Regions from separate parts of the Homo sapiens genome. Here region 1 is linked to region 2. Evidence: read pairs that join two places in POLR2A ChIA-PET (ENCODE). Cell type or tissue: Caco-2. All regions are shown on one strand. Links, peaks and the distances in the headings refer to the core of each region. The heading gives the core; the rest is flanking DNA.

The links. ChIA-PET counts read pairs that join two places held together with the same protein. Peaks named below come from ENCODE experiments on the same cell type or tissue, not always from the same donor. Only the 100,000 strongest peaks of a DNase experiment are listed, where the experiment ranks them.
Region 1: POLR2A ChIA-PET joins it to region 2 with 7 read pairs; 3 of 35 experiments call an interaction of 5 or more read pairs at or near these places.

Annotation. Positions count from the first base shown.
Region 1 is chr12:122,258,761-122,263,150 of GRCh38, reverse strand. VPS33A (VPS33A core subunit of CORVET and HOPS complexes) reads left to right here. Exons shown (of 13, transcript NM_022916.6): 4 at 1,704-1,890. Among named protein-coding and RNA genes, the nearest start is that of VPS33A, 5.5 kb to the left of the region's middle. In Caco-2, for the core only: no CTCF peak of the experiment used is centred there; no DNase peak of the experiment used is centred there.
Region 2 is chr12:121,922,213-121,926,602 of GRCh38, reverse strand. CFAP251 (cilia and flagella associated protein 251) reads right to left here. Exons shown (of 22, transcript NM_144668.6): 3 at 2,613-2,981. Among named protein-coding and RNA genes, the nearest start is that of CFAP251, 5.8 kb to the right of the region's middle. RefSeq lists enhancers at 1,586-1,880, 1,443-2,121. In Caco-2, for the core only: no CTCF peak of the experiment used is centred there; a DNase peak (open chromatin) is centred at 1,788.

The DNA of each region.
Region 1 (4,390 bases), core at 215-4,214, 340 kb before region 2:
TTTGGTGGCCTGTGCCTGTAGTCCCAGCTACTCGGGAGACTGAGGCATGATAGTCTGTTGAACCCGGGAGGCAGAGGTTGCAGTGAGCTGAGATCGCGCCACTGCACTCCAGCCTGGGCAACAGAGGGAGACTCCGTCTCAAAAAAAAAAAAAAAAAAAGAGTGTAATTGGATTGTTTTGTAACTCAAAGAGTAAGTGCTTGAGAGGATGTGTCCCCCCATTCTCCGTGATGTGCTTATTTCACATTGCATGCCCACATCAAAACATCTCATGGACCCCATAAATACATGCGCCTGCTATGTACCCCCCAAAAATTAAAAATAGAGAGGATGAGAAACTTAGGAAGTTGTTGTCAGCAGTTGGAGAGGAGGATCATCCTATCTACCCATTCTTTCAAGATAGCCAAAAGCTACCCATTCTTTAAAGATAGCCAAAAGCTTAAACCTGTGTCAGTAAAAAGGGCCCTAGTTTAAAAAAATAAACCTCCAGCAGTTATTTTTAAATATACTGCATGTACTTGAATTTCATAAGCAAAAAAAAAAAAAAAGCTGATTAAATTTTAATATAGCATCCAGTCTATAGAGGAAGTGCTCCCAGCCGAGTCTGCACTCTGTGGTACAATTGATTGTTGCAGCCCCTAAAATCTTAAAAGCATATGGGCTATTTTTGGAAGTTCTCTGTCAAGGAGAGTAGGAGTGGGAGTCAAAAGTGATCTTTCATTTTAATTTAAGACTCTTTGTGGCTGCATTGCTTTGGTTGAAGAACCATTTGTTTTTATTGAGACACAGATATCCTATTTCAATCAACCTGAGAGCTTCAATGCCCCATAAATGGTTTAAGAGAATGCTAAAATGTACTCGCCAGGACTCAGTGATGCTTTCCTGTCAGGGGGAAGAAAGAGAGAGAGAGTGGGTACAGCTGTAACACGTTGGGTCTGAGTCAGTTTTTGGTTATTTTTTTGAGACACAGTCTCACTCTGTTGCCCAGGCTGGAGTGCAGTGGTGGAATCTCTGCTCACTGCAACCTCTGCCTCCAGGGTTCAAGCAATTCCCCTGCTTTAGCCTCCCAAGTAGCTGAGATTACAGGCACACACCACCATGCCCAGCTGATTTTTGTATATTTTTGTTTTAGTTTTTATTTATTTATTTTGAGATGGAGTCTCGCTGTGTTGCCCAGGCTGGAATGCAGTGGCGTGGTCTCGGCTCACTGCAACCTCTGCCTCCCGGTTTCAAGCGATTCTCCTGCCTCAGCCTCCCAAGTAGCTGGGATTACAGGTGCCTGCCACCATGCCCGGCTAATTTTTTGTATTTTTAGTAGAGTCGTGGTTTCTTCGTGTTGGCCAGGTTGGTCTCCACCTCCTGTTCTCGTGATCCGCTCGCCTCGGCCTCCCAAAGTGCTGGGATTACAGGCATGAGCCACTGCGCCCAGCCATTTTTGTATATTTTATAGAGACGGGGTTTTGCCACCTTGACCAGACTGGTCTCGAACTCCTGACCTCAACTGATCCGCCCGCCTTGGCCTCCCAAAGTGCTGAGATTACAGGTGTGAGCCACTGCACCCGGCCTGAGAGTCAGTATTTATATGATTTATCTAGCCAGCATTTATTTAGTGCCTGCTATGTGCCAGGCAGTGGGGATAAAAAAAGCAAAATGGTCCATGACTCTTAGGAGCTCATAAGCTAACAAATGTTGCTTCCTTTGCAGTGAAGATAGACGAGGCCCAACGAGAGATTTTCATATTCTGTTTGTGCCACGCCGTAGCCTGTTGTGCGAACAGCGGTTGAAGGATCTGGGTGTCTTGGGATCCTTTATTCACAGGGAGGAGTACAGCTTAGATCTCATTCCATTCGATGGGGATCTCTTATCCATGGAATCAGAGGGTGCATTCAAAGTAAGTTTGGCATTTCCTTAACTTCAGGCATTAATTTTTGCCCAGTTTATGAGTGTGAGCATACCACAGTACTGATTACTGTGAAGCTGAGTCCCATTTTATATGTTTATTGATGTTTAAGATTTTCTGTTCAACAAATTGTTCATTTTCTTTGCCCGTTTTTTCTTTTTGAGTAATTCTTTGTATATTCTGGATGTTGATCATTATGGATTATAAAAGCTGCAAGTATCTTCCCAGTCTGTGACTTGTCTTTTAACTTTGTTTTTTTGTTTTGTTTTGTTTTTTTGAGACGGAGTCTCGCTCTGTCGCCCGGGCTGGAGCGCAGTGGCGCGATCTCAGCTCACTGCAGCCTCCGCCTCTTGGGTTCAAGGGATTCTTCTGCCTCAGCCTCCTGAGTAGCTGGGATTACAAGTGTGCGCCACTATGCTTAGCTGATTTTTGTATTTTTAGTAGAGACAAGGTTTCACCATGTTGCTTGGCCAGGATCCGCTTCATGATCCGCCCGCCTCCGCCTCCCAAACTGCTGGGATTACAGGCGTGAGCCACCGCGCCTGGCTTAACTTTGTGTATAATGTCTTTTATCATGTAGACACTTCCCATTAAAAGTAGTTAAATTTTAAAATTTTAAAATATTAGCTTTATTTATTATAACTCACAATACTGGCTGAGGTAAGTGGCTCATGCCTGTAATCCTAGCACTTTAGGAGGCTGAGGCGGGTGGATCACCTGAGATCAGGAGTTTGAGACCAGCCTGGGAAACATGGGGAAACCCCGTCTCTACTAGAAATACAAAATTAACCGGGTGTGGTGGTGGGTCCCTGTGGTCCCAGCTATTCAGGAGGCTGAGGCAGGAGAATCACTTGAACCCGGGAGGTGGAGGTTGCAGTAAGCCGAGATTGCGCCACTGCACTCCAGCTTGGGCGACAGAGGGAGACTCTATCTCAAAAAAACAAAAAACAAAAAACAAAAAAAAAAACTCACAATGCCATGAAATTCTCTCCTTTAAGGTGCAAAATTCAGTGGTTTTTAGTGTATTTACAAAGTTGTGCAACTATCTCCACTCTCTAAGTATGGCACATTTTAACTATTCCGAAAAGAATCCCCATGCCCAGTAGCAGTCTGTCGCTATCTTTCCTTCCCTCAGCCTCTGGCAGCCACTAATCTAGTTCAGTCTGTATGAATTCGCTTATTCTGGAGTTTTCCTTTTCTTCTTTTTTTGAGATAGAGTCTCACTCTTTTGCCCAGGTTGGAGTGCAGTGACGTGATAATACCTCACTGCAGCCTTGACCTCCTAGGCTTGAACGAATTTTCAGCCTCAGCCTTTTGAGTAGCTGGAACTACAGGCATGTGCCGCCACACCTGGCTAATTTTTTTTTAATTTCTTTTTTTTTCTATTTTTATTTTTTGGAGAGACAGCGTCTTATTATGTTGTCCAGGCTGGTTTTGAACTTATTCTGGAGATTTTTTAGAAATGAAATTCTATAATACATAAATGGTCCTTTGTGTCTGGCATCTTCACTTAGTGTAATGTTTTGAGGGTTCACCCAGGTTGAAGCCTGCGCGAGGCCTTCATTCCTTCTTATTGCTGAATAGTATTCCATTGTAATGATATTATCATTCATCAGCTGATGGACACCTGATGGGTTGTTTCCACTTTTTGGCTGTCACGATACTGTGAATATTGTGAAAAGTTTTTATGTGGATGTATGGTTTCATTTCTCTTAGATATACCTAGGAGTAGAGACTGGGCGTGGTGGCTCACGCCTGTGATCCTAGCACTTTGGGAGGCTGAGGTGGATGGATCACTTGAGGTTGGGAGTTCAAGACCAGCCTGACCAACATGGAGAAATCCCGTCTCTACTAAAAATACAAAATTAGCCAGGCATGATGGCGCATGCCTGTAATCCCAGCTACTTGGGAGGCTGAGGCGGGAGAATTGCTTGAACCTGGGAGGTGGAGGTTACAGTGAGCTGAGATCACGCCATTGCACTCCAGCCTGGGCAACAAGAGTGAAACTCTGTCTCAAAAATACATACATACATACATACATACATACATACATACATACATACACACATACATACACACACACACACCCCTAGGAGTAGAATTGCTGAGTTGTGGTAACTCTGCATTTAACATTTGGAGGAGCTGCCAAACTCTTTTGCACTGAAGCTGTACCGTTTGTACTCCCAGCAGCAGTGTGGGAGGGTTCCAGTTGTATATCCACATGGACAGACTTATTATTCTGTCTTTTTTTTTTTTTTTTTTTTTGAGATGGATTGTCACTTTGTCACCCAGCCTGGAGTACAGTGGTGCGATCTCGATCTTGGCACACTGCAACCTCGGCCTCCCAGGCTCAAGCAATTCTCCCGCCTCAGCTTCCTGAGTAGATGGGATTACAAGCATGCACCACCACGCCTGGCTAGTTTTTGTATTTTTAGTGGAGATGGGGTTTCGCCATGTTGGTCAGGCTGGTCTTGAACTCCTGACCTCAGGT
Region 2 (4,390 bases), core at 65-4,064:
TAATCTCAACACTTTGGGAGGCCGAGGCGGGAGGATTGCTTGAGCTTAGGAGTTCAAGGCCAGCCTGAGAGACATAGTGAGACCCCATCTCTAAAAAAGATTTTTAAAATTAGCTGGGTGTGGTGATACACACCTGTAGTCCCAGATACTGGGGAGGCTGAGGTGGGAAGATCCATTGAACCCAGGAGACGGAGGTTGCAGTGAACCATGATCGCACCACTGCACTCCAGTCTGGGTGATAGAGTGAGAGCCTGTCTCAAAATAAACAAAAAGAAAAAAATAATAAAGGAGAAAGAGAGAAAGAAAAAGAAAGTGAAGGAAAAAGAAAGAAGAAAGAAGATACATGCAATAAGCTAAAGAAATGTCAGGAGGCTGAAGTGGGAGGATTGAGTTCTAGTCCAGCCTGGGCAACACAGCAGGGCTCTGTCTCTTAAAAAAGGCCGGGCATGGTGGCTCACGCCTGTAATCCCAGCACTCTGGGAGGCCTAGGCGGGCAGATTGCATGGTCAGGAGATCAAGACCATCCGGGCTAACACGGTGAAACTCCGTCTCTACTAAAAAAAAAAAAAAAAAAAAAAAAATTACAAAAAATTAGCTGGGCGTGGTGGTGCATGCCTGTAGTCCCAGCTACTCGGGAGGCTGAGGCAGGAGAATCACTTGAACCCAGGAGGTGGAGGTTGCAGTGATCCAAGATCACGCCACTGCACTCCAGCCTAGGTGACAGAGCAAGACTCCACCTCAAAAAATAAATAAATAAATAAAAGCTAAAGTAATTTGTAAAGGAAGACAGTCTAGAAAATTTTTGGTTCTGCCGTTTTGGTTCCGCAGTGAGACCAAGGCTAAGCGAGACCCAAAACTTGGGGGAGTGGCTCTTGCCAAGTCCAGATAGCTGTGCCCCTGACACAAAGAATACACCTTCTTAGAGACATTGCCTGATTTATGTTTGCTGGCTAAACAAGACAAGAGTCTTTGTGAGCCCTAAAGCTCAATTATTCTTTCTCTCGGAGTGAACAGTTGCAAGCTGTGGGAGAGAGGCTGTCACACGGGGCTCAAATGAAGCCCATATGCAGAAAGGAGGTTTCCAGTTGCCTGCATTTCCCTCCAGACGTCTTGCCACCGTCATCGTCATGACACACAGTTGCGGACACTTACTGAGTACTCACTATGTCTTAGGAACTACATTAAGTATTTGATATCCATTCAATCGCTTCCACATCTTCCAAAGGCATGAATCTACAGGAAGGATGAATCCTAGGAAACAATTTTCAGAAAGTAGCAGATGGAGGAAGAAGGAAAAAACTCCTCCTTTTCCTTCTCCTGGTAAATGATAATATTTTTACTCCTCGCAGATGGTGCCTCCCTGGAATATTTTCAGCAGTGGCAAAGGCAGATTCCTCTGGACTGCCTGGGGCTTTTCACTGCGGCTTTCACTCCTCCATTACCTTCCACTCTGGGACCCTCTTGGAATGGATGGTTTTGGGGTCATGTAAAGATAAAGGCAGAAGAGGTGAGGCAAGAAGGGGAAGGGGTGGAATTGGCAGCATGAAGGAGGAGTTTTACAATGTGAGAGAAAAAAGGAGAGGAGACAGGAGGGAAGAGAGAAAAGGGAAAGGAGAGGGGAGGGGAAGAAGAGGGAAGGGAAGAAGAGGGAGAGGAAGCGGGAAGGAAAGGGGGAGGAGGAAGCTGGGGAAAGGGGCGGAATGGAGTTTGGATCTCCCACGTGAAATAGCACCCTATGCAACAGACAAACTATGTCTGGAATTTCCTGCCTGCTGAGCAACACCATTGAACGCAGATGCCGCTCTCAAGTTCATGTTCAGTCACACGTGTTCCAGTCGGAGCTCTTAACCGAACTTTAAAAGACACAAGTCTAGGCCGGGCGTGGTGGCTCACGCCTGTAATCCCAGCACTTTGGGAGGCCGAGGTGGGCGGATCACGAGGTCCAGAGATCGAGATCACCCTGGCCAACATGGTGAAATCCCATCTCTACTAAAAATACAAAAAAAGCCAGGCATGGTGGCAGGCGCCTGTAATCCCAGCTACTTGGGAGGCTGAGGCAGGAGAATCGCTTGAACCCGGGAGGCGGAGGTTGCAGTGAGCCAAGATCGTGCCATTGCACTCCAGCCTGGGCAAAAAGAGTGAAACTGTGTCTCCAAAAAAAAAAAAAAAAAAAAAAGACACAAGTCTAGGCCGGGCGTGGTGGCTCACGCCTGTAATCCCAGCACTTTGGGAGACCGAAGCAGGTGGATGATCTGAGGTCAGGAGTTCAAGACCAACCTGGCCAACATGGCGTGGCGAGACGCCATCTCTACTAAAAATACAAAAATTAGCCAGGCGTGGTGGCTCATGCCTGTAATCCTAGCTACTCGGGAGACTGAGGCACAAGAATTGCTTGAACCTGGGAGGTGGAGGCTGCAGTGAGCCAAGATCGTGCCACTGCACTCCAGCCTGGGCGACAAAGCAAGACTGTCTTAAAAAAAAAAACACAAGTCTATTATTAGTTTAAAAAGTATCCTTCTGGTGGTATTCTTTTTCCCCCAACATGCATAAAATTCCCCTATTGCGCAACACTCTCAAAAGCACTGGGGGAGATTTAAAAGCATTACACTTACCAAGGGATACACCGGGGTGCTTTTATCCTTTTGAAACAGAATGTCCTCTGTGGTGCTGGACACCAGTGACTCCCGGGAGATCCCTGCTTTGGACTGGATGTCGGATACTCTCCTTTCTTGTCCCTCCTCTCTGTTTTCTGGCTCCAAGTCCCTTCTTTCTTGTCCCAGTTCATCTTGGGGCATCCGGTCGGTTTTCTCCTCAAGCTCTCCTGAGGGCTGCCTTTCAGGGGAACTAATCTGTTGTTCCTCAGGACTGATTTGATCCAAATCAAGAAATTCAATTTGTGTGCTCAGGTCTCTTAAAAGCTCATCTGTTTCTGCATCCTCCAATTGTAAGGAAAGCTTTGACTTGCTACCTCTTTGGGTTTTCTTTAAAAAGAAATAAAATATCATGATTCCATATGTGCTGCTACTCACCATTTATTCACCTTTTCTATTCCCAGTCAGCCAGTCTTAGTGTTAGCCTCACCTAGGAATTATGAAATGTTTTTTAAAAGAGGCTGGAACATTTTGTACTTAAAAAACAAAACAAGATGGGGTATAATGGCTCACCCCTGTAATCCCAACACTTTGGGAGGCCAAGAGGGGAGGATCACTTGAGCCCAGGAGTTCAAGACCAGCCTGGGCAACACAGTGCCACCTTATGTCTACCAAAAATGAACAAAATTAGCTGGGCGTGGTGGTACATGCCTGTAGCCCCAGCTACTCAGGAGGCTGAGGTGAGAGGATTGCTTGAGCCTGGGAGGTTGAGGCTGCTTGTGAAAGATCATGTCACTGTACTCCAGCCTAGGTGACAAAGTGAGACCCCAGAAAGGAAGGAGGGATGAGAGGAGAGAAGAAGGGACAGGAAGGGGAGGAGAGGGGAGGGGAGGGGGAAAAGGAAAAGATAAGAAAAGAGCCAGGCACGGTGGTTCACGCCTGTAATCCCAGCACTTTGGGAGGCCGAGGCGGGCAGATCACGAGGTCAGGAGATCGAGACCATCCTGGCTAACATGGTGAAACCCCATCTCTACTAAAAATACAAAAACAAAAAATTAGCTGGGCGTGGTGGCGGGCGCCTGTAGTCCCAGCTACTCGGGAGGCTGAGGCAGGAGAATAGCATGAACCCAGGAGGCGGAGCTTGCAGTGAGCCAAGATTGCACCACTGTACTCCAGCCTGGGCGACAGAGCGAGACTCCGTCTCAAAAAAGAAAAAAGAAAAGAAAAGAGAAAAGAAAAGAACAGGACAAACGTGGGTGTGTTCAAGTTTATTCTTGGCCTACCAGCAGACCCACAATGGCAAAATCATTCTTCTAAGTGGCACTCGTGGTCTCCAAAAGGCTGACTAGCTACAGACAGTGACCTATTCTTAGGCCACAGCTAAGTTCTCCTACTGGGAGCAGTCTGTGGGAAGCCTACACTCCTATTATCATACCGACTCCATTCTAAGGCGAGCACCTCAGCTGTGGCACACACCTCCTCCAGGAAGCTTTCCCTGGCCATCCTCCAAACTGAGTTAAGAGGCCCTGTTTCATCTCCTGTGCATCTTTCACTCACTGCACTCATAGGTCTGCCTCCCTACACACCTTAGAGCTCCTTAAAAGAATGGATTGTGGCCAGGTGCAGGGGCTCCTAGCACTTTGGGAGGCCAAAGCTGGTGGATCACCTGAGGTCAAGAGTTTGAGACCAGCCTGGCCAACATAAGTGACAGCCTGCCTCTACTAAAAATACAAAAAAATCAGCCAGGCGAGGTGGCGGACGCCTGTAATCTCACTACTCGGGAGGCTGAGGCAGGAGAA